Regions from separate parts of the Mus musculus genome. Here all the other regions are linked to region 5. A link is a loop called in an ENCODE intact Hi-C map of the cell type or tissue named here. Cell type or tissue: left cerebral cortex. All regions are shown on one strand. Region 1 holds the start of Gm46976 (a long non-coding RNA gene). Region 2 overlaps Tspan11 (tetraspanin 11). Region 3 has its middle 2.4 kb from the start of Gm38901. Region 4 overlaps Cracr2a (calcium release activated channel regulator 2A). Region 5 holds the start of Prmt8 (protein arginine N-methyltransferase 8). Region 6 overlaps Tspan11 (tetraspanin 11). Region 7 has its middle 9.4 kb from the start of Gm52879.

Region 1 (4,000 bases), 83 kb after region 5:
CCGAACTCAACTGAAGAAGACAACCTTTCCTAATAGGAGGGGACAACTCTTTGGTCTAGGGCACGTGAAGATCTGAGTTCTCCTGCCAGAACCTCTAAAGAAGTACTTGAGATAAGTGTCCTACTACTGAGTTAAAGCTAGAACTCCCTAGAATAGGTTGCAACCAGCGTTTTCTGCATTTTGTAGATCTGGGATTAAGAAACAGAAAAGGTATCTCTGCGGAGGACACACAGCTAAATGGCCACACCCCCATATTGTGCCTGCACAGGTTCCTGTGTAGCATCCCTAGAACCATGCTCTTCCAAAATGTTACCTCTCGTGATTGCACAAGGGGCCACACAGGTTGAAGAGTTGGGGAGTTGCTAGAACGGTCAGAGGCAACACTAATGCCAGGATCTTGATAAGAGTCCAGAGGTTTCAGCTAACACACTCACAGGGATTCAGACATAGTTCTGGGAACGGCTCAGAGGCCGTGCTGCCCAGCTCTGTGTCTAGCTGGATATGCCCATGAGAACAGGTAAGGTTATGGTAACCTCAGGGGCCTGAGATGTTTCAGGGTGTCATTTCAGAGAGCTGTCTTCCATGACTTAGATAGGGGTCAGATTTCTTCTCTCTACAAGGAGGAATTTTCTCATCTAGGCACAAGGAAAAGTCCACAGAAGTGGGAGGAGACAGACTCTGTTCATCACCCCTGCTGGGACAGAGCCCTTCGGGTACCAGTATTTGTCAGGCTGGGGGAGGAAGGGCAGAGTTGGAAGCAGCAAGCATCACTAGGTTTGCTCCTGCCAGCAAGCCTGTGGTCTGATTCACCGGTGGGCATTAAATAGGCGATATAAATAATGATTTTTTTTCTTCTACTTTTTTCCCAAGGTGACAAGGATGAAGGTTTCTAAGTGTGGTTTGAATGGATCGATTTTTAAAGCTGAACTACCTTCTGTGAGGCAAAAAATGGCTGCCCTGGGCTGTTTAGCACTAACAACAGGCTTTTTTTCTGTTTACGTTTCTGCTTGGAAGAAAATCAATGACCTTCGACAGCACTTTTAGATCCGATGGTACTATGCATATAACCAAATAAACTTACATCATTGAAACAGGATATTTCGGAAATGGTTTCTAGAGATGTGTTTCTGTTCTTGTTTTTCTTATTTTGTTCCTTTTCTTACTGTCAATCAATCAAACGGCCCTCTGGTACTGCCTTACTCTCTGATGGTCTGAGACTGGGGACTCGTAGGCATCTAACCCTCCCTCACCAGTTGGGTGGGAGACAGCAGCAGGTAGCCAGTGATGTCCAGGTAGCTGCTGCTCCTGCTCTCCTTTATTACCCAATAAACCCAAAGGCACTGAGGCATCTGTCCTGAGGGGACCTCAGGCACAGCCTATTGTAATGACTGATGATGGAGAAAGCACCTGAGAAACCACAGAACTGCAGTCTGGCATTTCAGAAGCATGGGAGACGTAGATGCTAGCATTAGAGATGAGCTTGGGGAATGTCTGTTCTTCAGCATTTCCAGATGAGGGAACTGAGGCCTGCACAGCTGAAGAGAGCACTGCCACACCCCAACTCCAGGTGTGCATGTACCAAGGTCAGCACCCCAGCTCAAACTACCTCTAACTCTCCAACCCTACCACTCCTCAAGAGAGGGCAGCCACTTCCCCGGGCTACAGCTCAGTGATATTTTCCACATAGAAACAAACCTTCCAAATGTTCTGCCATGAAGGTAGCCTTGGCCTTGGCCCCTGGGAACACTGAGTCTGGACTTGAGGTACCATGATTGCATACAAGTGCCCCTACGCTTTGAGCCATCTCCTATCTCTATAGGTTTTTATCTGTTTGTTTTTGTTGTTTTTTTTCAATGCTTGAATTAAATACTGTACCTTTGAAGAGTTTCCTCTCTAGCCAGAATAATGAAGAGAAAATGGATGCCAGGGTGGGGACCCCAAGGTACATTTTGTCTCCAGGGAACGCACCTGTGACTCTTGCACCTAGACATTCTCAGATGTGTCAGAAGAAGTACTCAGACCACGAGAAAGGCCCCACCAATCACAGCCAACCCCACAGCAGCCTGTTGTTCTAAGAGCTGAGCATCTGGATAACAGGAGCTCACTCAGCTCCCAGATAGGGTGGATAGGGTAGACAGGATGGAGAGACGGCCCTTAGGGATCCATGCTTCAATATGGGAAGGTTTCCACCATGGCAAAGCCTGGAGCATGGGCAACCAGTGGAGTGTTGTTCTGTCTTTTTGGACCACAAGATAAAGGTAACAGAGGAAGCTGCAAAGACAAAGGTCCTTGAAAGCTGAGCGCCCCACTGCAGGAAATGAATGCTGACGTCTATAGCAGGAGTCTAGTCAAATGGACATGTGCCTTTGCCCATTTTGGTTTAGCCAAGGGTGTTCTTACGCTAAATTTAAGACATGGAGGAGGAAGAGTGGGTGGGCTCTCTACTGGGAAGATAAGAAGGATGCCTTGTATCTTCCTGTCCTTCTCACAGAGCCTCCACAATACTTCAGCCCACACTAGAATAACGGATGTCATATGGGCTCATTCTGTTTTGTCTTTGTTCTGGGTTTGGGGGACAGGCTCTCACTCTGTGGCCCAGGCTGGCCTTCAACTCAACAGATATCTTCCTACCTCACCTCCCAAGTGCTGGGGCCCAGAACTGAACTGGATGTATGGACCACCTCACCTGGCTTTGATAAGATTGTCGGCTTGGTCATTCGAACTGCTATCATTTCAGCTTTTTGTTTATATGCATGTACAATAGATGCTGTGGGCTGAACCCAAGGGCTTTGGGCCTATACCTCACTGGAGTAGCCTCACCTACAGATCTTGTCCCGATCCAGGCACAAGAAAAACCATGAATGTTTTGGCCAAGACTCTTGGGTCTATCACAGACTTTGACTCTGGTCAATCCTGGGAGACACCAGATTTCCTCCACAGAATTCTATTTGTAAGTTGGCCAGACACATAGAGAGGGATGGGCAAGGGCAGAAAAGGCTGATGAGGAACTGAGGTAGTAGACAGCAGTGGTAGCAGAGAGAGAACAGTGGGGGAAACAAATAGTAAACAGATACCTTAAAGAGTAAACAAAAGCCTTAAGCACTGAAGCTGGAGAGATGGCTCAGTGGTTAAGAGCACTGACTGCTCTTCCAAAGGTCCTGAGTTCAATTCCCAGCAACCATACAGTGGCTTATAACCATCTGTAATGGGGTCCGATGCCATTTTCTGGTGTGTCTGAAGACAGCTACAGTGTACTCATATACATAAAATAAATAATTCTTTTTAAAAAAACCCACCACATCAACCTTAGTCACCAATGACACATAGGGTGGTAGTTGTCAGAAAAAGGAAACACTCTTGGTCTGCAGTGACATTCACAAGAGCTAAGCAGGTGAGTAAATAAAGGGTTTATGAGAATGAGGTTCAGAAAGGGACTTTAGACTCTGTCTTTCAGTCTCCTGTTGCTGCAACAAAATGCCTGAGATTATAGACTTATAAAAAAGGAAAGGTTCCTTTGGGCTCACAGTTTTTTATGTTCTAGGACATGACCCATTTGGTCCCTTTTCCTTTTCCTCTGACCTCATTGAACAAAAGAAAAAAACAAACTCATTAGGACCCCACACCCCATTCAAGGGAACCCCAATGACCTAAACTCCTCCTCTCTGCTGCTGTCTTCTAAAGTATCACAAGCCCTTCACCCCACAGGTCCCTTGGAGTCATTCCTGATCCACATTGACGATCCTGGGAAACCTCTTTCCTGGTCAGTGTGGAGCTCTCCCCCACTCTCCCTTCATTCCTCCACTAAAAGGCACAGCTGGCCAGCCACCTAATCACTGGGTCAGACGAAGCTAAATAAGCAGGCAAGGTACAGGTACAAGTCCCCTGCAGCTAATCATACCATACAAGTGGACCTGGATCCTCTCAGCTCTGCAACAAACTGCTTCTGGCCATGAGTAAATCCTTCTTGGGTCTCTGTTTCCTAGCTGTTGCCAATGTTCCA
Region 2 (4,000 bases), 150 kb after region 5:
CCACACACAGAAAGATTAAGAATAATAGAATAGAATAGAAAATAAAGAGTGAACACTTCCTAAGAGGCTGTCAGAGCCAGGGTATGAGAGAGGGAAACCTACCCAAGTGAGGGAAATATTTAAAGGGGGGGGGTGCAATTGCAGGAGAGTCTGGGCTCTGTATGGGGGTGGTGTGCAGTTCAGTAAGGGGACCAGCCCACCTCTGGGTAGAAGGAGCTCAAGGATGATATGGGACCGGAGCCAGGGTGGACCTTACAGTGAGGATAGTGACGTGAGTCTAACAGCAGGAGGAATCACCATGCAGACATCACAGAGAGACATCGGTGCTCTTGCAAAGGCTGATGGGTACACGGGTGGTGGTGGCATTGAGGAAGCTGCCCAAGGACAACTCATGAATGAGGAGCGTGGTCCTGAGTGAGTCAGCCTTTCCACCTAACCCCAAACCTTTCCAGAATGCCACAGAGCACATAGCAAGCAACCCTGTTCTGCCCCACCACTCCCGACACATGGCCCTCCACCCTGTGTGTTTCCTGCCTTTCAAAGCTGCAGGCAGTCCATTACAGGGAGCAGAGAACCCTGCCTTCTTAGAGATCCCATAGCTCCCTGTGTCTCCAGCAGAGAAACCCTACCTGTGAAATCCTGAGCAAAAAAAAAAAAAGAAAAAATTCCATAATTGCTCTCACACCCTCTGCCTGCTTCCCTCCAGGTCTGCACCTGAGTCCCCTCAGGCCTTAGGCAAGGATGGCTGCTCACGATAGGTTAGGTGTCCTGGATTGCACACACACACACCCACACACACACACACCACACACACACACAGGCACATGCACACACATAGTGTTTTCTGGTGCACTAGCAACAGGTCATAGCTGAAAAATTCAGCTACTATTTAACAGAAAGCCATCTCTGTCCTATGAAGAGCTGATGCTACAGAACCAAGCTGATGCAAATGACTGGGGAAACCAGATCTGGGCTCAGTGCTCTACTCCACAGTCCCTGCCCAGTGGCTTAATCTGCAGATAAAGACACTGGGACTTAAAAAATTTGTCCCACCCCACACCCAGTTAATCATACAACCCAAAAGACTTGGCCCAGTCTTTCTGGCTTCTACCTCCTGTGACACCTGGTGACCCATCCCAATAATGAACATTTTTACTTATTGTTTAGAGGTGGAGGTGACCAAGTCCAATACAACAAACCAAAGTCCCTGAAGGAGTTAAGACCCTCCTGCTCCTCATGGCTAGTTACAGTACCTTTTAGCTACCTTCTCCTCTAGTTGGAACTCTCTGGGAAGAGGGACCCTGGGGTCCCAGAACAATTGATTCATGCCATTCTCTTGCTTTCTATGGATTATCAGACCCAGCCTAAGCTTGTCTTCTAGACCTTGATTAGGCAGGATGGCCCTCCAGACGCTCCCAGATCCTGTGTTGTGGCTGGAGACAGCTTCCCTACCAGATCTGATATTTTGTAAGATCTACAAGTACGGGGTAAAGCACTGCTCAAGCTCTGAACCTTAGTCACCCTGGCAGCTGCCCTTAAGGAAGGAGGCAGGGCTTTGAGAAGCGGCACTAAGCCAGTTGTGTTCTATGGGACTTCACAGCGCCATCTACTGGGAAGAGAGGGTAGGACGCTTGGACCTGTGCTGTGATTCTCAAAGGGGCACCTGGGAACTTTCTAAAAAGCCCCTGCCTGTGTCTTACTCCCAGGGGTGCTGATTAGTGCGGGCTTCTGGTTTTTTCATAGCTCCTCTCGTTATTATGCTGCCACGACTCTGAGGACGTGGAGAAAACTTGGAGACTTATCTGGACACATGCATGCAGGCAGACTTCAGCCCTTGATCCCAAATGCATTATTTTATGTGTTAAATGATTCTTTTTTATTCGATTCCGAGTTGCTCCATGTACCCCAGCAGATTACCTGTCCACAAGCCAGTCTGAGCTTATTCCTCTGAGAGTCCTAGATGTGGGTGCTCATGTTATTGGTTTGGGGATGGGTGGGGCTCAGCATTAGCCTACCTAGTTAAAAAAAAATGTATGCCCCTTTTGATACAGATTGTACCCATTAACTATCTTATGATGTTCAGAATTTCTGCTTGGCAGTATCCTGTGCTTTTAGTTAATTTGTTTTGAAGGAGAGTGAGAGAGAGAGGAAGAGAGAGAGATTATTTCTTAGTTAATGTACTGTGTATCTTGGACTGAAGTTTGTCGGTACACCATGTACAAAGCACACATCCAGATAAGTCCTTGCAAGAAAGTAGCTGAAGAGGTCTTTAGGAGATTAGATTAGATTAGAGCCACCAATCTAGTGGGGCTCTCTCAACTTAAAAGATGAAGAACTGAGGAGTCAAAGACATGAAAGGACTGTCTCCATCTCCCACAGGAATTGTTCAGAGTTGAGACCCTCACTCAAGCCTTTCCAGGCAATACAGTTATATAAGGGAATAATGGGGAGATGTTTTACTCCCAGTTCCCAGTGGTCATGGAAGCTGACCAACAAGGATAGCCACTAGTCATTCGCATGTGTTGTAGCTCTACCCACCCAGACTCAGAACGTTCACAGGAATTGTGAGGGGCACAGATACCCCTTACCCATGGGGTCTCTGAACTGTGTCCTGGGATTCCTGACTCGAAGCGTGATTTGTAGGCTACATCATTGCTGTCATTAGTACCGCTAAGAGAAGGTGCTGGCATGTATAGCATAAGATGCTATTCATCAAAAAGTACACCCTGAGGTTAGAGAGGTTACAGTGGAAGGGGGGACTGTGCCTCAAGTGGTAGTGAGAAGGTTAGCCTCTCCAGTTCCATTTAGCAGCACAGCCGTGGTCCTGTGTGGTGCCCTTACGCTGACTTCCCTTGGAGCTGCCAATGGAGATAAAAGAGTGCTTGAAAGGAATCGTCCATTTGAACAGCAGACGTGGAGGATCAGGCACACCCACTTTGTCGGATCCAAGCACAGTCCTGCCTCTGTCCTCAAAAGACCTGGCCATGAATCTCAGTTCTGAAACTAACGGTGTCATCCCAGGCATACTGCTATTCCCTACAAGCCCGTTTCCTTCTTCATCTGCCACTCAGGATAATATGCCCTGCCCCGTCCTCCCCGGGTGATTGTAATAGGCAAGAAACTGGCAGAGTACGTGTGAGTCACATGATGTAAGTGCCTGGGGTGGACTAATTCCTAAGAACCCCCAAGCTCTGCTCTCCTGAGGTCTGTCACTGTGCCGAACGGAGAATGGGAAAATGACCATGGAGTCACTGTGGTCCAGATGGGGAACCTTTTATAGGAATGAGCTCCCCAGGTGTGGGCAGAAGTGGAGTGGGGGAGGAGCAGAGCCCTGTAGCCGTGACCACACTAAGACCTCTAAGGAACCCTCCATTATTCATCTGGAGGAAAGGGCCCATTCTTCAATAGGGATCTGAAAACCAGGGGCAAGAGGAAGTTGACCTTCCCAGGATCAGATGGCAGAGCTTCTCAGAAGTCCCCAAGTCCTGAGCAAATAGCTCTCCTACTCCATGTGTGGCACCTGTAGTACCCGCATGGTGCATAAATGTATTCTTCAAAGCATCACCCTACCAAAGTGATTCTTTGGCCTCATGATCCCTGGAGGCTGAACTCCTAGCTGTGCTCCATGGCCCTCTTCCTCGGCAGTGAGTGAGCCAGGGTCCCATCCCAGACCCTTCTCAAGACCAAACTGGAATATGACGGGTAAGTCCCTCCCCATCCTCTACAGGAGTGTGAGGAACATAGAGCCTTTCCAAGGAGCAGGCACTGTGGACACGCCCTAGCTCCACATCACTTCTGTGTCTGTCCCTCCTAGAGCAAGACCTCAGGCAGGGCACTTTTTCTCAGTGGGCCTGTTTCTTCAACTGCTGCCCAAATGTGCACATGGGCCAGCATGAAAGGCCCTCTGGGAAATTTTGGGAGAGTCCTGGGAACATGCTGAGAAAGAGAGCCCAGAACGGCATGGGGAAGGCAAAGGGTCTTCATCCCTGGTCAGTAAGAA
Region 3 (4,000 bases), 110 kb after region 5:
GAAGCTGGGTGAGCTGACTTGATTGGGACATAAGAAAATGAAGCACACAAGACACGCAAGCACGTATTAAAAACAAGACAGCCGGAAGAACGAGGGATAACATGGCATAGTGGATGCCTTGTAGTCTCTATGAGACCCAGTCCTACTGAAGCAGTGGGGTGGAACTATGGGTAAACACACTTGTCGGGCAAGCATGAGGACCATAGCACAAATCCCAGGGACCCACATCGAAGCTGGACACATGGTGTGAGCATTTGTGACACCAGGGCTCCTGTGAGGAGACAGGAGGCTGAGACAGAGCAACTCCCAGGAGGCCATGGGGCAGCTGGCCTGAGCATACAGCCAAAGCCTCAAGATGGGAGACAATAACCAAAACTGTTCCCTGACCTCCACGTGCACACCACGGCGTGCGTGTGCTCCAGCTCCTCCCTCCCCCACACCCTCTCTCTGTGTCTCTCACTCACTCTCCCCTTCTCTCTCACACACACTCATATTGGAGACTTACTGTTTTAGAAATCAGAAAGCAAACAAACAGACATGTCCTAAGCCCTGCCTCACAAGGTCAAGGTCAAGGAGAACTGACCATGCTGACAGAGCATAAGGGTATTTCTAGACACAGGAGCCAGCTAGACAAACAGGGAAGACAGGGTGAGTTTTCTGTTCTGAGCAGCCTGCGGTAGGACAGGAACCTATGGCCCTGAGAGCAAGCAGATTCGACAAGGAGGACATGTTACCGCTGAGCACCCACAAACTCAGCCCACAGCCCCACCACAGCCAGTCAGGGCTTGTGTTAGCTCACTCTGCAGCCCTCATCTTTGGCTTGTCACTGGGATAAAGAATGCATGGCGCCAGCTAAGGGGTATGAAGCTGTATCAGGACAGGACACGGCCTTTATTCAGGACCAGTTTCCTGGTAGTTACAATGTGGGTTAAAAGGGCAAAAATGGAGACTTTTGCTCAAAATTGTCAGAAATTTCAAAACAGTCAGTGGAGGTCTGGGTGCATCTGAGCCTGGAGCATTGTTAAGTGACTCTGTGGCCGCATGCCCACAAAGCCAGCATCACTTATAGTTGAGACCAGGGACCTTAGTGGAACATTTGATTAAGAAAGGAGGAGGGGGAAAGTTAAGGGAAAAGGGAGACAATTAAGTTATTAAAAACAAACAAACAAACAAAAAAACAACAATAACAACAAAAACAACAACAACCTGTAATGGTTTGAGTAAGAATGACCCTGATAGACTCAGATATTTGAATGTGTAGTCACCAGGGAGTGGAACTGTTTGAAAAGATTAGAAGGATTAGGAGGTGTGGCCTTGTTGGAGGAGGTGTGTCACTGGGGGTGGGCTTTTGAAACCCACAGCCCAACCCCTGCTGCCTATGGCTTAGGATGTGGCTCAAGACTACTACTTCTCTCCAGCACCATGTGTACCACCACGATAATAATAGACTAAGCCTTTGAAACTGCAAGCAAGCCTCCAATTAAATGCTTTCTTTTGAAGAGTTGCCTTGGTCATGGTATCTCTTCACAGCAATAGGACAGTGAATCCCTTTTTAGGTGAAATTCCAAAAATTCTGTTCCTTCTCATGAGATGACTCCATGATTAAAAAAAAAAAATCCCTTGCAGCCATGCAGTTCTTCCGAGTACTGTGTCACTGAAACACACACGTATTCTGCATTGTTCTTCATGATACAGCAGGGCTTACTGCACTGTGAAACTGTTATTAGGGAAGGTGACTGGTTCTAAGATAAATATCCAAATCGGCATCTTGACACAGAACAGAGATTATATTGTGGAAAAGGAATAAACGTGTAGGGTCTGAAGAGACCGTTTAGTGGTTAAGAGCACTTTCCGCTCTTCCGGGGAAACATGGGTTCAGTTCCCAGCACACTTATCAGGCAGCTCATAGCCACTTGTAACTTCAGCTCCAGGGGATCTACTGCCCTCTTCTGGCCTCTGTAGGTACTGCATTCAAGTGACAGACTCACACAGGCACATACATAAAAATAAAAATGAACCGTTTTTAAAAAGAATAAATGAGTGATACAGCTGGAAATGATAGAAGGCTGCTGCTGCTGACTAGAAATACCAATGTTGGATACTTAGAAAGTAATATTAGATTAATGAGGGAAAAAACCTCCAGCCAAACATGAATAAACTTCACAAGAAATGAATAGTGTCAGGCAACCCCCAAGTTTGAATTGGAAGGGAAAGCCTTGAAACTCAGTATCATCAACTGGATAAGGCAGAACACGTGGACCGACCACCAATGCTGCCCCACCCACCGGTGCTGCCCCGCCCAGTTCTCACAATAATGAAGAAATCCACAGACAGGTTCTTCCCAGGCTAATCTGCTATCATTTGCTTTGCTGAGGGGCCTTCAAAAGCAGCATCAAACCATGTGAGTTGGGAACACAAGACAGTGGAGAACCTCGGATAACTCAGTCCTGAAGAGAAGCAGAGCCTGATCTTCAAGGTCAGGCCACAGACTTTGCCCTGAAAAGGCCGGTTCTCAAAGCCACCGTGGAGGGCAACAGTCCTTCAACACACACCAGGAAGGTGCATTTAGCCCAAGAAAAAGCATTGTGGTTAAATACCACAGCCTATGTAGGAGCTATTTTTAGACACGTTTGAGATGGTCCTATGGTCAGGTAATGGATCAATTTATAAATGTTACTCAGAGGAAAAATGTGTAAAAATCCAAGTGAAAAATGTTCTTCTATACAATTTCCTCATTTCTCACTTCATGTCAGTTTAAACCCGTTTCCTTGCTGCTCAGCCAAAGAACAATGTGAACAGTCTTGTTTTTGATCTCTAGTAACCATTCACACTCGAAGAAGAAGGAGGAGGAGGAGGAGGAGGAGGAGGAGGAGGAGGAGGAGGAGGAGGAGGAGGAGAAGAAGAAGAAGAAGAAGAAGAAGAAGAAGAAGAAGAAGAAGAAGAAGAAGAAGAAGAAGAAGAAGAGAAAGAAAGAAAGAAAGAAAGAAAGAAAGAAAGAAAGAAAGAAAGAAAGAAAGAAAGAAAGAAAGAAAGAAAGAAAGAAAGAGAAAATGGCAGGGCAAGATTAATTTGAAAATGTCTTGCTCAACTCATACCTAAATTAAGACCTTTTCATTGAGTGATCAATGTTTTAAAATATTAATGAAAAATGTAAAACTTGTTCCAATTTGCAGACATTTGCTGTGTATTTTACCCCTAGGGTGCAAATCAGCCAGCACTCATTCCAATGTGATCAGCAACGTGGTGGCCAGCTACTGGCCAGGCTATGTGACTAGGGGCTGCTCAGCTGGACAGTGTGTCCCTGAAACCTTTGGTTGTGTTAGGTCACTTGCACAGCCATCGTTGCTGTGTTGCCGTTGGAGCTACTGTGGAGTTTGCCTAATGAATGACAGACTCTATGGCTGTGACGTGCCTTGTGATTGCTCCCTGTCTGTGCCTCTGGACATGTCACCCTCTCGGGCATATTGTTATAGCAAGGGGAGAAAAGCTGATGTGTTACCTAGTCAGCATTGGAATCATTTTAATCCTGGGTACTGGTATATTGGGACTTATGGCTTTACACATTTGAACTTCCTGTCTGTGGTGTTTTTCTGTTCTCTTCTCTTTCTTCCGTGCCTGACTCTCAAATGGATTAAAAGTGAGATTTTTAGGCACTGTGGATTTTTTTTCTTTTAACAATTTTGGTATTTATGTAACTTAGTTATAATTCTTTTAGTCATATTTAATATTTTTCAACAGATAGCTTTAATTCTAGTAATGAGTGACCATCAGTGGATAACGAATTCTTTGGTATATATATATATATCCTCTCATACAACACACACACATACACACACACTTGAGTGTCTAAGAAACAAACCATTTCTCTCTTTCCATTTTTAGGAACTTATCTGAAAAAAAATTTGATAAGCTGCCAACCATGTGAGACTTTTAATGTGATTTACTATTCAAAGGATGTTTTCTCAGATAACACAGCACTAATCTTTGATTCAACCTTTTA
Region 4 (4,000 bases), 140 kb before region 5:
CATAGATGGTAAACAGCTTATACGAATGACTCTAATTAGAATCAGAGCAGAGCCAAATCAGTTTTTAAGTTGCTCTCGTCCTGTTTTATTAGTTCTCCGGTATTTATGTAGTTGCATTTTGCTGCCCAAAATTTTAGTTGATGTCATTTTCTATCCAGCATCTGGGCTGTTTCAAGAGTGTAAAGGTAATTTAGGGCCGAAGAGACCCCACCTTACTTCCTTTGAACTACGTCTACTCCTGACCTTGGGGTGTCCTTCTCACTTTGCCTCCACGGCTTCCTTTCTGTCCCGATGGGTTAGCTGAGAGGAACAAGCTCACATACCTGTCATTTACAAGAAGAGATGTCTTACTCTTTGTCCAGAGGAACCTTTCCATTCCCTGGATGCTGAGCAGATTCATAGACAGCCCTGAATTGTGAAATCTGGAAAGACCGGCATCTTCGCTGAGCACAACCCGAAACCACTGTGCCATTGCTTCAAGTTTCTGGCTTTGGGGAGAGCAGTGAGCTGGAATTCAGAGTCTGAGATGCTGTCTGGGACCATGGCTCTCAAGCCAGTGTTTTTGTCTGGGTCCAGCGCTTGGTTTCTCAAGAGCTGGAAAAATGCCAGTCAAAATGGTTTATCCGTGTTGCTTACTTAGTGTTTACATGTGGTGAAGCCCACTCCCTGAAGAAGAAGATAGGACAGTGACTGGGCCATGGAAAAGCCTGGAACAATAATGGAAGCCTGGCCTTAGATGGGAGTCCAAAGTGAACATGGGACGAGGGTGAAAGGGTGGAGGGCTCAGGGGAGTAGTTACATTCTTATCCTTTACGTTTGTCCAGGTATCTTCCCAGTACTTCTTAGAGCTGAAGATGAGGCTGCTTCCTCTGTTAGTAGCATGACCATCCATGAAGGTCACAGTGTGAAGGTCACAGTGGGCCTGCCAGCTTGGAGTTTAGTGTTGCAAGTGACATTGTGTGTGTGTGTGTGTGTGCACTACACCTTCAAAATGGTTCTTGAGAGCCACAATGCCAAGCTGGAGTTCTTTCTACAAGAGAGGGGAAAGAATAGGAAGTGAGGGCCAGAGGGGAGGTTCTCCATGCATGGCCAGAGAAAAGTTGTGAAAATGTTGCTACCATGGCCTGGAAGGTAGCTCTGTTGGGGAAGAGCTTGCCTTAAAAACACCAGGACCTGAGTAGTTCCATTCTCAGAAACCACATAAGAAAGAGAGGGAGAGGAAGAGGGAAAAGGAGAGAGAGAGGGAGAGGGAGAGAGGAAGAGGGAGAGGAACGGAGGGAGGGAGGAGAAACATCCAGGTATAGTGGCATGTGCTTATCCCCCTACTCACTTCATGCCCTATGGGCTCTCATGCTGCGGAGAGGTTGCTGAGAGATGGAGCAGGAATAGGTCACCTCAGTGTCATCCCCAGCCATTAACCAGCACCACCAGCCTCCTGCTGTGCATCTCTGGCCCTGTGCCCGGGATGGCATGAGACCCCTTCCTTTGCATAGACCTTCATCCTCAGGAAATCTTTGGGAACAGTGTGGACTTAAGCTCACAATTGCACTAGCGCCCTCTGGTGGTACAGTGTCAGGCTTGGTGTAGAAAAGTAGAGAAGGCCCCCAAACTGGAATGGGATTCACTGAGGTGCTGAGCAGGAAGGATCCCTACCGGGTGCAGTTTCAGACTGTCTACCTGCAGAGGTATCAGCGTAGGGATTGAAAGTGCAGGAGACCAGGGCTCAGAGTAAAGCAGAGTCAAGGAAGAAATGTGGGGTGTATCTGTATTGGGAAGTGCCCTGGTGGTCTGGCACTGATCTGGAAGACAGCAGGCTCACGATGCCTTTTAGCAACCACAGTCTATGTAGCTGGCCTCTGTGAACAGCAGCCTTGCCTGGTTAGTCAGCCTTGAAGGACTGAGCCTTGGCTGGCCTGACTTACACAGTCCCTCAACTGTTCATGGCCCCAGGGTCTCAGCTCCAGGAACTATGGCTGTGGGATAAGTGGATCTTGGGGAAACCCTGTCAGCTTCTTCATTTGTCCCTCCAGGAAAATTGCTGCTTACGATGAAGAAATCCAGCATCTCTATGAGGAGATGGAGCAGCAGATCAAAAGTGAGAGGGAGCAGTTCCTCCTGAAAGTGAGTGTTTCACTCCTATGCCGCGTGCTAGGGGACGGCTAACTGGTAGACCTGCCTACTCTGAGTACCTTTCCCTAGTAAGAAGGATCCTAGCTCCTTCTTGTGACCTTTTCTTTTTCTGCTTTAATGTTCAGGCATTTACCACCTCCAAGCAAAGTATGTAGAATACATATTTACTTTTATTCCATATTGTCTGTTTCTTCCTCCTAGCATGTAAGTTTATTTGCTTACTAATTCTGCCTCGGTTACCTGAGCATGTCTGGGCTATAGGAGATGCCCCGTGGGTGTTTGCTCAATCAATGTGTGAGTGAGCATGTGAATGCATGGAGGTGTGCATGGATGGACTGACAGGAGGGAATGGAGGAAAAAGGGGAGAAAAGGAGGGAGGGAGCCAGGAAGGAGAGAGGGTAAATGGATGGATGGGACTGATGGATGGAATGGATGGATAGATGACTGGATGGATGGGTGGATAGATGGAATGGATGGATGGATGGATGGATGGATGGATAGATGGATAGATAGCTGAAGAAAGATAAATGTATGGATTTTGTTGGATGGATTGGAGAGAAGGAGAAGAAAGGAGAGGGAGGGGGAGAGAGAGAGAGAGAAAAGAAGAAGAAGAAGAAGAAGAAGAAGAAGAAGAAGAAGAAGAAGAAGAAGAAGAAGAAGAAGAAGAAGAAGGAGAAGAAGAAGAAGAAGAAGAAGAAGAAGAAGAAGAAGAAGAAGAAGAAGAAGAAGAAGAAGAAGAAGAAGAAAATGGGAAGAAGAAAAAGGGAAAGAAGCAAGCAAGGAAGGAAGGAAATGTGTGATGGATGAGTTACAGAGCATACCTCTGCAGCTAAAGCAACCTAGACATTGGCCGTCACTCAGCTGACATCACTCAGCTGACATCACTCAGCTGACATCTGTACCTACCTAGCAGTTCCATCAAAACCTACCAGCCCATCTTATTCCCTAAATAGCAGCCCCAAAGGAGGCAGTGATTAGAGATGAGGCTTCTTACCCTTTCCTCTTAAAAACTGGAAAACACAATCACCAAGGGAACCCAGTGCCCACCATCCTCAGCACCATGAGAGAAGATGTGAAGCTTGCATCCTCTGTTCCTGGTGTGCCCCTATTCTTTGTGTACCCCTGAACCTAGTGTATGCCTGTCGCTGGTATATCCCTGTTCCCAGTGTACCTCTGCTCTGTTGCAGCCATGTCCCTGGTATACTCCTGCTTCTAGAGCACCCTGGTTCCTAGTGCATCCCTGTTCCCAACACACCCCTGATCTCAGCATGTTTCTATTCCCAGAGCACCCTTTCCTAGTATACCCTGGGTGTGTTCCTATACTGTGCCCCTGTTCCCAATGTATCCCTGTTCTGGTGCACCCCCATTCATAGTGAACCCCAGTAACCAGACCTCTGAGCCTTTGTCTTTCCAGCCCTTGTTGTTGTTTTAGGAGGTGGGGACTGGCGAGGAGCCTCTCCTTTACCAAACCCAAGCTGAGCAAGATGTGTTTTGGTATATCCCACTTTTAAAAAGGATTCGGGAAACTGTTCTCCCTTCTACTGTCTGCCCTACTCTGTGAGCTTTTAGCAGGAGGTTGCTGGTCTTGGCTGCTGCCTCTCGATGCTAAGCCCAGGCTATTGTCTCAGGCTCTTCCCCTTGATCCAGATTTCAATTTTCGGCTGCTTTGGATTATCCGCATCGCTGCTCCACTTAACGTCACAGACACCATTCATGCTGCAGGGAAATCTGAATGCCTTCCAGAAATATCTGGCCGGAGCCCTCCCTGGAGGCTTGCCAACTATTCCAGACCACCCCCATTGTCCTTCAGTGCCTTAAACCATTCTGGCGCTCTCAGTGTTCAGGGAAACTGGATGTGTATGTGGCAAAT
Region 5 (4,000 bases):
TACTGCTGTTTTCATTGATGCCTTGAGCAGAGCTGGCATGTGCGACTGCTGAGAAGGGGGAGCTCAGAGCAGCGGGGGAAGCGAGTAAAAATAGCCTGTCGCGCGTCGCTCTGCCTGCTCCGGACGCCTTTAACCCTCACCGAGGTGGAGAGAGCCGCAGCCGCCACTGCACACTGCGGAACGTGGCCCGGGTCTGCACTAGACCCCACACGCCAGTCCGGGTGATTGTGGACGAGGACCCACGAAAACTTTTTTTATTTTTATTTTCTATTTTTTTTTAAGACAAGTGAAGATGAGGTGGGATAGGGAAAAAGCAGGGAAGAGCTATAGCTACTGGGTTGCAGGGACTGCTACAAGCTGGCTGGCCCAACACTTCACCAGTGCGCGGCCTTGAGACTCCAAGCTATTTTTAGAAACCTGTTCCGCGGGTGGGCGATCAGAGGGCGGAGGGGGAGGGGAATGCTGAGCGTCTGGTGCTATTACTCGGTTTCAAAGACTCTGCTCCCAGGTTGGGGTGGGGAAGAGGATGGTCCAAGGAACGACATGCAGAATGGCTTTGCCCTAACTCAAGGAGAAGACATTAACTGCTGTATGCCCCTCATCTTCCAGCCCCAGATCGTGTTTGTTTCAAAATCGACAGTTGCCAGAAGCATGCTGCCTCTAGTGTCCAAGGAATGGGTATTCTTAAGCTTTGCTGCCTATACCGTGAGGCGGGGAATGAGTTGTGACCTCTAGGAAAGAAGGCCGGGAAAGGTCTTCACGTTGTTTTTGCTTTCCCGCAAGGCCTGGACAGTCTCCGCGCCACACCCCCATCTCAGCCCCACGCTGCATATGGGTTACCGTATGTGAAATGTACGGCAGCCCCACCAGACACTGGGCTATTAATAGAGCCCCGGAGTTTGCTCTGTGTCTTTTTCCTGCCACCGAATAAGGGATGATCACACACACGCCCCACTCCACCCCCACCTCGGCGCACAGTTCCTCTGTGAAGGTAAGGGGGCTGCCCATGCCGATCCCCTCCATGACTACAGGTGCCCAAAACCAGGGAAAAATCCCATTGTGATGACAGCTGGGTCAGAGCGAGGCGAAAGAACACACTTGCTCGGGACGCAAAGACCCGCTGGGCTCTCTGCAGCTCAAGGCCAACTCCGGAGTAGAGAAAGGGCAGATACGGGGCGGCCGTAAGGACTGCCGAAGACGGAGGGCAAGAGTATCATTTGCGGAGCTAGAGCGGCCTCCTTAAAAGCTGCTGCGGGACAAGTGGCCGCAGACCGGTTTCGCGCTGCAGCCCAGGGCGCACAACCCCCGCTGCTTGTGCGGGCTAAGCTGCGGCAGGCGCGGGCGCTGTCCCTGGTGCTGAATGGGGCCGCGGTCGGTGCGCCCTCCCAGGGTTCCGCTCTCCCTCGGCGCCTTAAGCACCCTAGGACTGCAGACCTCCGGCCCAGCTGTGGACTGGGGACTGCGGGGGAGGTCAGGTGCAGGTGCTTAGTACTGCCACCAGGTCGGCCCCCTAAGGCCGGGAGCTCTCCGCGGTGTTGCAGGGACCCATAGCTTGGGGACCACCTCGAGCTTGAAGGGTAAAGCCCAGGTAGCGGTGGGAGATAATCGGTGCACTGCAGGGAGCAAACCTGGCCCTAATATAACCCACTCCAGCTCTTCGTAAAGCCGGGATCCGGGATCACTATCGGAATCCTGTGCACAGGGGCAGGGGAGCCGGGCTGCCCAAGGTTTGGGACTTAGGGGAACAGGAAGGGAGCAGAGGGTGGCAGGAGAGGGTGATGGGGCTGAAAATTTAGATTTTCAAGGGGGAAAGGAACTGAGACGTGCACCGTCGCCCCCCACACACACTCCTACACTTCTCTCTCTCTCTCTCTCTCTCTCTCTCTCTCTCTCTCTCTCTCTCTCTCTCTCGGCAGGGACAAGCGGGATGGGGAAAGTTTGGCACCACGGCGTTGGTGGTGGCAGCAAGCAGCGGCGGCACACAGGGGTCCCAGTGGGAGGCAGGGTCGCTGAAAACCCCGGCCCGGTCGCCTCCTTACCTCGGTGCTTTCGACTGCATTCTCCGCCATTTTCCTCCGGAGGAGCAGGCAGCGGGAGGAGTGTTTCATGCCCATAAGAGCCAACAAGGGTTTGGGGATTCGAGATAGTAAAGAACGAGAGACGGCTGATGTGGCTTTAAAAGAGAGCCTAAGAATGCAAGAGGAGGGGGGAAAAAATCCCAGCCAGCCCCTCTCCCGGAGCGTCCTCCGCGACAATCGAGCTCTGTGGAGTCCCTCCTGCGGTCGCCACTTTGTTCACGTTTCCTCGCTCTTCATCTGCCTCGCATCCCTTCGCACACTTGCAAGTTCTGGTCGCGCTCACGACCCCCTCCGCGCCCCTCTCCCCTGCGCGGCGGGCTGGGCGGGAGGGAGGGAGGCGGCCCCGCGGGCTCGCCGGCAGAGGCAGCGGCTCCGAAGTCCGGCAGGCGGGAGGCGGACGGCAACTCTCCCAACTTCTGCCGATCGCTGGGCGAAGCAACACGCGTCCTGCTCGGCGCTCCCGGGGGCTGAGCCGGTGAGTGGGGGCGGGGTGGGAGGTGCGCGGGAGCGAGCGGGTGGCGGGGCGCTGACGGCGGAGACCCCCAGCCCGCCCCCGTGCCCGGGACCGCGGGGTCTGGGGGCCGCCTGCGCTCCGCTGCGCTCCTGGCGCGGCGCACACCTGGCGCGGGGGCTAGGGCTGCGCGCACGCTGCGGGGCCGCGCGCCAGGCTCCGGGAAGCAGGCGTCCACGAGGCTGCTGGAGGGTCTCAGCCCAGTGCAAGTCCTTCTAACGAGGGCAAGCACCGGACAAGACTCAGCCACGGTTACCAAATGTCTACGCCCCTCACCCCTCCCCAGCCCCCCCACCCGGTCGATTCCTGGATCCTTCCTGCGCGGATTACTGTTTGGGGCATGAACAGGGTGGGTGTCTGGATGGGAGGGGGAAGTCCTCAACTCCTTCAACTCTAGGTCCTCTCTATCTAGCTTTTCTTCACCCTCAGGACCCAAGACCAGAAGGCCTTCAAACCCCTCTCAGGAGGACCGGGTTGAAGTGAAGGTGGCTGCCTGAGGTGGCTTGGGAAAACAACCAGGAACAAATCAATAAAAGGGTCCGCGGTCTAGCTCCCCTACCCCTGTCTAGCCTGTCAGCCCCCACTCCCGGGGGGACACACATCTCTCCCCCTCCCCTACAGCCCCTCCCCCACCTTCACCCTCTCCTGACGTCCCTTTTATGGGAGAGAGCCGTGAGGATGTCACGTACCCATTAGGATTCTCTCGATCCTTTTTTAAGGGAGAGTTTGGGCGGCAGCGGGGGGTGTGAATTTTTATACAATGCATTCCTGTCTTCACTTTGAGAGCTTTTTTTCTCTCTTTCGGGCCATCTGTCAGGCATTGAGGGATAGAACAATGGGGGAGGGAGGCCATACTCAGGACTCTGTAGCTGGCTATCTCCGGGAAAGCTGAACCTTCAGGCTTTCTGGCCCACAGGTCAAGGTCAGGGACCGCACAGATGTGCCAGGAGCTTTCTTCCCGCTTCATCTCAGTCCTTAGTTGAGTTATTTAAACCAATCGCCCTGTTTAGTCTGATCATAGCCTTTGATAGCCAAGAAGTGTAAGAGTGACTGTCCTCAACTAACCCAGGTTCATTGAGGAAAAGGGCCAAAACCCAGCTCGGCTCACGGTGATAGATACTTCTATCAGACCAAGATCCTCAGGCAAAGAGAAGAGACATGGCCGTGAGCAGAGGTGAGGAGTAAAAAACGGGAAGAGGAGGGAGATGAGAAGGATTAAAGAAAATATAGCAAGAAGCTTGGGTTAACCGCACTGATAATCCCAAAACAAGAGTAAATTCCCCTCAACCTTCTCAAACCACAGACCTGAATTCGAGTTGGGCATGAATGAGCAGTCTTTGGCAATGCCTGATCCTTCTTCACTCCCATCCTGCCATCCTGCCATCCTGCCACACACAGTATGGAGGAGGGG
Region 6 (4,000 bases), 130 kb after region 5:
GGATGATAATGGTCAGCTGGGAGCAGGGTCTCTCTAGTAACCATCTTTCTGGTCAGAGACACTAGTAAGCAAAGTGGACACCGGAAGAGAGGACCTGGAGCTAGCAGACACAGACAGTATGTTACTTGGGGTAACCCAGATGCTGTAACTGGGGTCTAGAATGTTCCCAAAGGCCTCTGAGTAGAGGTCTCAGCCCCCAAGGTGGTGTTATTGGGAGGGGCTGATACCTTCAAGAGGTGGAGTCTAATGTAAGAAAGTTAGGTCACTGGGATGTGTCCTTAAAGGGGCTATTGAGACCCTGTCCCCACACTGTGTTTCCTGGGCACCATAAGGTCAATAGAACTGTGTCCCCCCTCCACCAGAGGCCCAGAGTGACAGTGCCTAGCAGCTGTGTGCATTGGAACCCCTGAAACCATGAGCTAAAATTAACCTTTCCTCTTTTAAGTTGACTTTTCCCTGGCATTTTTGTCACAGCAACCGAGATTTGACACACCACCCACTTTCCACTGTGTCCTTGCTTTCTCCCTGAAGGCTGTTGGCCACCATAATGAGGGGAGAAAGGGGGCAGAGGCAAAGAGCAGGGTTGGGATGGCTGTGTGTATGGCAGAATGACCTCTGGAAACTGCTGCAGCTGAGACAATTCTACTTTATTGTGTCAGGGATAGGGTGTATATGAGTGTTTTCAGGGGTACCGGTGGAAAGGGCTAATTGGTCATGGCATCAAGCAAGCAGGAAAGGCTGACTGCATATAGTACAGCACCTAATTATCATGTGGGCAGGAAGCCAGAGCGGGATGTGTGCTGAGTGCTGCAGCTTGCAGAGAGCTCTGTACAAGGTGATATTTCAGACAAGGCCAGCGACCTGTGTTCAAAGGCAGGCAGAGACAGGGAAGTCCCACTGATAAAGAGGGACTTTTTGCACTGATAGAGTACCATTTTGCATCCAGCACTGAAAGCCATCTGGTCATGGGGATTGCTACCTTAATAGCAAGGTTCCCCGACATCCCACTGTCCTTCGCTGAGGAAGGCCTTCAAGATCCGGATTCAATCATCCCTTGAGCATTTCAGGACATGAAGTATTTGCAAGTTCTCCAGTCCATTCAATCCTCAAAACTACCCAGAAAGGAGACAGAACTGGCCCAGCACCATCTCCAATTTACAAAGCAGGATGCTGAGTCCCTGGAGGCCATTCGGCTTGCCAAGGATCACAGTGCTGGAGGTGACAGCTGGTGCTCACACCCAATGATTAGTGCTGCTCTTGTGTTTGTTTATTCACTGACACTTGTCATATGTGTCAGGAAGTTCCTGTTTCAAAGATCAGACTACAATTTTTTAAAGGAAAAAAGTCAGAACCACTTAGCAGAAAGTGACAGCAAACAGAACCGGAGGAGACTGTGTGCACATGCATGTGCGCACATGTATATTCACATGTGTGTATATATGAATCTGTATGTACTTGTGTGTGTACACTGAGTGTGCATGTGTGCATATGTGTGCACACATGTGTGTATGTGTATATGTGTGCTTATGTGTGTGTCAGTGTGTGTGCATGTGTGTGTGTATATATATATATATATATATATATATATGTGCATGCTTGTGTAAATGCTTATGTGTATGTATGTATGTGCATTCATGTAGACACATGTATGTGTACTTTTGTAAGTATGTGAGTGTGTGTGATGTGTGTGTGTACAGTGTGTACATATAGGTATATATATATATATATATGTGCACATGTATGTATATATGTGTATGTATATGTATACATGTGTGTGTGTGTGTGTTTGTCTAGGTCTATCTCAGTGTGTATGTGTGTGTTGCATGTGCATATTCATGTGGAACCTGATGGGAGCACACAGCTAAAAACAGGGCAGGGGGTGGATTCCCACATATAACACACGTTGGTGCTGCAAATGAGGCCAAAAAAGTCCCATCCTGTCCTTACTTAGGAAAGCATCAAAGAGGACTTAGAGACTAAGTATTCTTACTGCCAGGATCTTAATTCAAGGTCCACCTACAGCACCATCCACGAGACTCTATAGTTAGCAATCAACCCTTAGTCTGATCCAAACAGTGGCCCACATCCATCCACGTGTATGCAGGAGCTAACATCAACACTCTGACAAAGTAGTGCCTCCCCAGAGACGCAAGCTCATGCCTACATGCCTCACTGTGGAGCTCACAACCAGACGATTCCAAGTCTCCAGCTCAGGCAGCCAGAAGCAAGGAAGCGCTCAATCTGGAAGGTTCTATGAGCATCGGCAGTTCCTTTGTAGTTCACGGACTGCCATCTTAACTCAGGGCTGCTGCCTCCTACGGTCCCAAGTGCAGTCTACACCCAGGACAGACACCATGATCTTACCTCTCACATGAGATCATCAAGCTGAAGGAATCGGAAAACAAAAGTTAGAGCTACAGGAGACCGGTCAAGACACACTGTCCTGCTAAGGCTCACCCTCAGCATCCCACCAGGGGACTGAGCAGCAAATTAGGGACACACAGGGACCCTCAGCTTAGCTTCCCTCTCTAGTCCTCAGTCATAACTGCCAACCAGGAGTAGGGATCTTCTGTGGACCGCAAAACCACAACATGACCTGTGGCTCCTCCTGGTATCCAGGGCTTGGCTTCAGTTCTCAGTGAAACAGGCAGACTGGAAAAATGGCTCCATAGAGAAAAAGACCCTGCTGTGAAAGCCTGAAGGCCTGAGTTCAGATCCCCAGAACTCACATTAAAAAAGAAACAGAAAATAGTATACGGGTCTGTAATCTCAGCACGATCCTACTGGAAATGGGAGGCGGAGGCAAGAGAGCTGCTGGAAGTTTGAGAGCCAGAGATAATAAATAAGAGCCCTGCCCTTGTCTCAAAAAAAAGGTAGAAAGAGCATCAATACCTAAAGTTGTCCTTTTACCTACACACACTAGCACACACACACACAAGCACATACATACAAGTGCACATATACATGCATACACACACACAAGCACAGACATACACACACACACAAGTACGCACATACATGCACACACACAGAAGCACACACACACAAGTGCACACACACAAGCACACACACATGCACACACATATCTAAGCACACACACACGTGCACACACACAAGCACACACACATGCACACACATATCTAAGCACACACACACAAGTGCACACACACATGCACACACATATCTAAACACACACATGCACACACATATCTAAGCACACACACACACACATCCAAGGATCATGTGGCTCCTTCCAAACACCCCTGCAGCTCTCAGCTCTGAAATGACTGAGAGCCCTCCCAGCTTCTTGGCCTTGTCAGAACCATTCCTGACTCCACCAGGACAGCAGGCCCATCTGGGCTCCATCTATGGCTTCTCATCCTCTGAGCTCTTTGAGACCCATTCCCTGGGAATGGGGGTTGGAGGGGCAGGCTTGCAGATGAGAGAGAAAGAGTCATCCCCAAGTCTTTCAACTGGTGACATTACATATCCAGTCCTCAGGAATGGCCCAGAACATGACATCAACATGACATCTGCTCTTGCTTTTCTAAGAAGGCCTGTGGCATGCCTGTGAACTTAGCAGCCCCTGAATCCAGCTTTGTTCCTCTGTCAACACCACCACTTAGGAAAGGCACTTGAAGCTGCTGCTCCAGAGATCTGTGAAAAGGTTTCAGCATTTTGGTGGAAACTGTCTTAAATATGAGTCCCATGAGAGGCTATACCCACACTACATGATTCCTACCACACCTGGGTGATATCTGACTGTCCCTAGACATGGCTCCCAGGATTCTGAGTCAAAATGAGATGCTGACATCAGAAGCATCTTGAAGCAAGATAAGACAAGTCTTTCCTGGTTCCGGCCTCAAAAATCCCGTCTTCCAAGAAGCATCACTGTCCTAGGAAATCGGAGTCATTGGTCACTCTCTGGCTGAGTATTGTTCCAACCCTGAAGAGCTGGGACCCTGGGACAGGTTAGTCATCTACATGCCAATGAGTCCCC
Region 7 (4,000 bases), 320 kb after region 5:
CAGTGGAAGGTGTCTGTGACAAAGCCGGCTGCAGGCAGAGCCGAGAAGCAAAAAGAAGGGGCTGGGAGCCAGGACATCAGGAGGTCAGGACATAACCTGGGATTCGAAGGTGTATACTGGTAGGGAAAAGGACTGTACAAGGACCTCCTTACTGAGCCTGTCACACAGATGGAGGACCGCTGATAAAGTAGGCACGCCTACACAAGGACCTAGGACCCCCACCCCAGCCTGGAACCTCAAAAATACCCAGCAGAGGGCACTGACATGAAGTCATGCCACCATTGCCCCCATCGTGGACAGTGCTTCCACACGGGGAGGCCACCTAGAATGGGGTCCCAGAGAGAGCAACTACCATGGGTAGGGTCTGGGCAGCAACACTAGCTCGATAGGCCAGTTAGAAGTGCAAGGCACACCACCAAACACTCTCATCCCCTACCAGATGCCTACATAGCATCACTAACCAGCGGAAGGCTCTGGCAGCTGGGGCCACCTGGTATCTCCATAGAACAACTAGGGTCCCATCCCTGGCTATGTTTGGGGTACAGACTAATAGGGTACTTAGAGGTAGTAGGTGGGGGTGGTGACAGATCGTGTCCCCATTTCTGGCATCCTGGGAGAATTTCTCTTTCACCCACTAACCCCGCCACGTGCAAAGCTGATCATTACAGGAAGAATAAAAAATGTCCCAGCCTCCGGATCAATGGCCAGTTCAGCGTTTTATCTTGGAAACGTTGAAAATACCCTTGACCTCTCTGAGACTCCAGTTCACGCCATGGGTCTCAAGAGGACAGCCCAGTCCTTGACACAAAACTGTAGGAAAGACATATGAGCCCTGACGCCAGACAAAAACTGCAGACCCAGAAACAACACTCAGAGCACTGAAGACTGAACCTGAAATGGGGTGTGGCTTGGCATCCTGTGGGACTACCCTGCAGAGATCTAAGGCTACACGTGGCTATGACCAGCTGTGGGATGGGGGACTACACCCAGGGGTTGCTGGGAGTAGATGGGCCATGAAATCGGCAGACTCCGCCCACTTCTGGACTCAAGCTGAGCTTCCAGGGAGTTTGCTAGTGCTGTATGTCCCTGCTGCAGGAAAGCTCTGTCCTTGATCTTACAGCACTGCTCTTCCCAGGCTAGTCCTGCCCTAGGCATGACCCCTCCCTCCATGTCTGGCACCAACCACACAGGCTGCCAAGCTGAGGTGGAGGTGGGCAGTCTCAGTTTCCTCAGAGCCCAGTTCTCTGCTTCTGGGCCCCACACAGCCCTGCAACGCACAGCTAGAGTGTAGTCTACAGCAGGAACACCCTACAAAGGGTGTTTGGCCACAGGTAGGGTGCTGAAAGGCCACCTCCAAGCCTGTGACAGTGTCCTGAGACAGCCACTTCTCAAAAGTAGACTGATGCGGCTTCATCTCACTCAGCCTTGCCTCAGAACCATCTAAGAACCTGTGACAAATGTGATTTGAGACTGAGGCAGAGGGCCACATGGCCAGGAAAGCTAGACTGAGTAAAACAACCTGCTGGAAAAAACCAACAGGTTTCCTGCTGCCATCTAGTGGCCAGCACATGGAAGAGCAGGCACCACAACAAGGCCACCAAGAAGTCTCAGGGGCTATATCCCCCTCCCCAACAAGTCCAGACTGAGACTAGGTGACCACAAGTAGAACCCACACAGGAGTCGTGAGTGCCAGATAAAAAAAAAAGTGCAACACCCTCACAAAACAGAAGACCTGCCAGATGTCCATCCAAGGGCTTAGGAGAAAGGGCAGAAAGGCTGGAATGGCGATTGGCCTGAATCGGCAGGCAGCAAAGCATGATGTCAGTCCTGACCATGCCTACTGTCCTGGGTGGCCTTTCCTCCTCTCCTCCTCTGGTTCCTTTCAGCTGTTCTTCCTGTCACTTGCCACAGCCAGGGGCCCCCAGGCTGCGCACTTGTCTTCATGCAGCCCCTCCTTCCCCCATCTGTGCCAGCATCACTGTCTCTTCCATGTCACACACCACCTCCCTCATCCTTCCGCCCTGGGCACCAGTCACTGGCTCACCCATCCATCTTCTCTACTTCTTCGTGTTCACTAGCGGTCGCCCTCCTGTTAGGCAGCTGGCCTCATAGTTCGGCCTACACCTCAGAGACCCTACTTCCAACCTTGGAAGACTGAGGACTCAAAAGAGCTCTAGCTGCTACTGTCCCAAGGCCTCCTTCCTTCTTGTCTTATAGAAGGCCATCTAGCTTCCAGTTTGCTTGTGGGCCTTGAAACCTGAGCGACTGTCAACTCTAAAGCAGCTATCCTGAGAGAAACAGTGGGCCCTCCGGAACCCTGGGCTGTATTGCCCATCCAAGAGGCAAGACAGACATAGTGTGATCTGAGCGCATGCTTCGGTTCACCCCTGATGTCTGTCAAATGCCTGGTAAGTTCCTTCCTCCCGAAAACCTTAACATGCCCCCATTGGTACAACAAAGGATCATTACATGGGTCCTTCTGAGGCCAAAATATCTACAAGATTAACCTACACTAAGATGTCAGTAACTGGTAACTTGGTAACTGGGAAGACAGTGTCGGTCTATCACCCATCCACGCCGCAGAAGCAGCACGCTGGACATGTAAGTGAGGGTGAGGCTATTTTTAACACTGTGACTTGTTTAGCTCTGGGTTAGCCACAGCATGGGGGATGGAGACTCAAGGTCAATACTGGCTCGCACAAAAAGGAAAGCACTTGCCTGGAGCTTGACCTCCAACAAGGTCAGGGTGGCCAACCTCATGTGACACCTTTTGGGAGTAGCTCCAAGGATCACCTCTCACAATGGCAGAGTTAATGCCATTGGTAGCTGAGGAAACTACAACCCAGGACAGTTCTATACTGCAGAGCCAGTGAACTGACCAGGGTGGCTGGCCAGTGGCACTCTTCTATCATGATAGATACTCAGCAGGTAGCCTTCAGTTCTGCCTCCTCTCCTCTCCCCTCCTCTCCAGCAAGTTATTCTCACGAAGCTACCCCCCAACCACATACTCTCAAGTGGCCTTTTTGGCACTGAGATGAGAGATGAAGATCCCCAATCCATACCAAGTTTCCCGTGTGACCTCCCACAGAAGGGCGCTATGATTGGAGACTACACGGGGAATGGAGGCTCTCCAATCTGGCCCGGGTGCTAGCAAATCTTTCACAGCAGGGAATTTTTCCTGTAACAGCCACGTGGCTTTTTAAGTAAATTGAGTACCGGGTGTCACTGCCTCAACCCTACCCTGGTGGAAGGGGCCTGTTGAGGCAGCTAGGTCTGAAGAAGGGGGGTGGGGACAGGCCTCAGAGGAAGAGAGCATGGTGGGTAGAGTCTCTGTCATCGGCAGATGGTGAAGGGGCTTCGGAATAAACCCTCAGAGCCCCAAAATACCTCTTCCATCTGCGTACTCCTGCCAAGAATTCCTCCATGGGGAGGGGGTCAGCTTTGATTCTATGGTCAAAAATAGGCCTGAAACCATAAACCTGTGGACTGGGGCGGGGGGACCCACCATGTACACAGAGTGACAGGAAGGGGTGAGGGGATAGTGAGGTGGTTTAGGAAACTCAGAGGAAACAGCTGCTGGCTCTGGAAGCACATGTGGCTCTGCCTGGGCCTCTCAGGACAATCCTACAGGGGGACAGGGGCATTCAGGCTGGAGCTAGTAATTACCTAGTGGATCTATCACTGCCCTGTGCCAGCATCCAGGGTCCTCATGAGAACCTGTGTGGAAGGAGTAACCGCCAAACGGGACAAGGCTAAGAGCCTACAGCCAGTGGGATGAAGAAGACCCTGAAGAGTGGCTGAGGGGGCAGTAGAGGACCAGCCCCCAGTCAGAAGAACCCAACAAAGGGGCCAGAAGGGTCAAAGAAGCATTCCCAGTGGCCAAAAGTGGGATACCCAACTTGGGCTGCCGGCCCAGGCTCGCTGGAGACCCGCCCAGGGGCTGGGAGCTAGTCTGGAGAGGTGTGCGTGGACTGGGAAGCGACACGGAACTGGGTCAAGA

Evidence for each region. Hi-C counts contacts between places; a loop is a spot of excess contacts. Peaks named below come from ENCODE experiments on the same cell type or tissue, not always from the same donor. Only the 100,000 strongest peaks of a DNase experiment are listed, where the experiment ranks them.
Region 1: it touches region 5 in a loop (8-fold over the local background); 3 of 42 quality-filtered maps call a loop at or near these places.
Region 2: it touches region 5 in a loop (3-fold over the local background); 7 of 42 quality-filtered maps call a loop at or near these places.
Region 3: a loop joins it to region 5, with 2.0 times the contacts of the local background. A loop is called at or near these places in 2 of 42 quality-filtered maps.
Region 4: it touches region 5 in a loop (4-fold over the local background); 5 of 42 quality-filtered maps call a loop at or near these places.
Region 6: it touches region 5 in a loop (11-fold over the local background); 4 of 42 quality-filtered maps call a loop at or near these places.
Region 7: a loop joins it to region 5, with 4 times the contacts of the local background. A loop is called at or near these places in 3 of 42 quality-filtered maps.

The regions. Positions count from the first base shown.
Region 1 is chr6:127,849,337-127,853,336 of GRCm38, forward strand. It overlaps Gm46976 (a long non-coding RNA gene), which reads left to right and starts at 1,332. Exons shown (of 2, transcript XR_001785372.1): 1 at 1,332-1,583. In left cerebral cortex, no CTCF peak of the experiment used is centred here; a DNase peak (open chromatin) is centred at 2,408; H3K27ac peaks cover 1,037 bases.
Region 2 is chr6:127,919,280-127,923,279 of GRCm38, forward strand. The region is part of intron 2 of Tspan11 (tetraspanin 11); the gene reads left to right. Among named protein-coding and RNA genes, the nearest start is that of Gm38903, 7.3 kb to the right of the region's middle. In left cerebral cortex, a CTCF peak has its summit at 1,616 (motif pointing left); DNase peaks (open chromatin) are centred at 1,603 and 2,992.
Region 3 is chr6:127,877,730-127,881,729 of GRCm38, forward strand. No RefSeq gene overlaps it. Among named protein-coding and RNA genes, the nearest start is that of Gm38901, 2.4 kb to the left of the region's middle. In left cerebral cortex, a CTCF peak has its summit at 1,947 (motif pointing left); no DNase peak of the experiment used is centred here.
Region 4 is chr6:127,623,805-127,627,804 of GRCm38, forward strand. Cracr2a (calcium release activated channel regulator 2A) reads left to right here. Exons shown (of 19, transcript NM_001368877.1): 7 at 2,031-2,121. Among named protein-coding and RNA genes, the nearest start is that of Cracr2a, 64 kb to the left of the region's middle. In left cerebral cortex, CTCF peaks have their summits at 1,576 (motif pointing left) and 1,777; DNase peaks (open chromatin) are centred at 1,557 and 3,836.
Region 5 is chr6:127,766,634-127,770,633 of GRCm38, forward strand. It overlaps Prmt8 (protein arginine N-methyltransferase 8), which reads right to left and starts at 2,526. Exons shown (of 10, transcript NM_201371.2): 1 at 2,040-2,526. The coding sequence starts at 2,114. In left cerebral cortex, CTCF peaks have their summits at 667 and 1,508; DNase peaks (open chromatin) are centred at 70, 473, 874, 1,297 and 5 more places; H3K4me3 peaks cover 4,000 bases; H3K27ac peaks cover 3,959 bases.
Region 6 is chr6:127,900,675-127,904,674 of GRCm38, forward strand. The region is part of intron 1 of Tspan11 (tetraspanin 11); the gene reads left to right. Among named protein-coding and RNA genes, the nearest start is that of Tspan11, 15 kb to the left of the region's middle. In left cerebral cortex, a CTCF peak has its summit at 2,338; DNase peaks (open chromatin) are centred at 489, 736 and 2,079; H3K27ac peaks cover 396 bases.
Region 7 is chr6:128,090,132-128,094,131 of GRCm38, forward strand. It overlaps a transcript of Tspan9 not described here. Among named protein-coding and RNA genes, the nearest start is that of Gm52879, 9.4 kb to the right of the region's middle. In left cerebral cortex, CTCF peaks have their summits at 1,575 (motif pointing left) and 1,780; a DNase peak (open chromatin) is centred at 1,518; H3K27ac peaks cover 768 bases.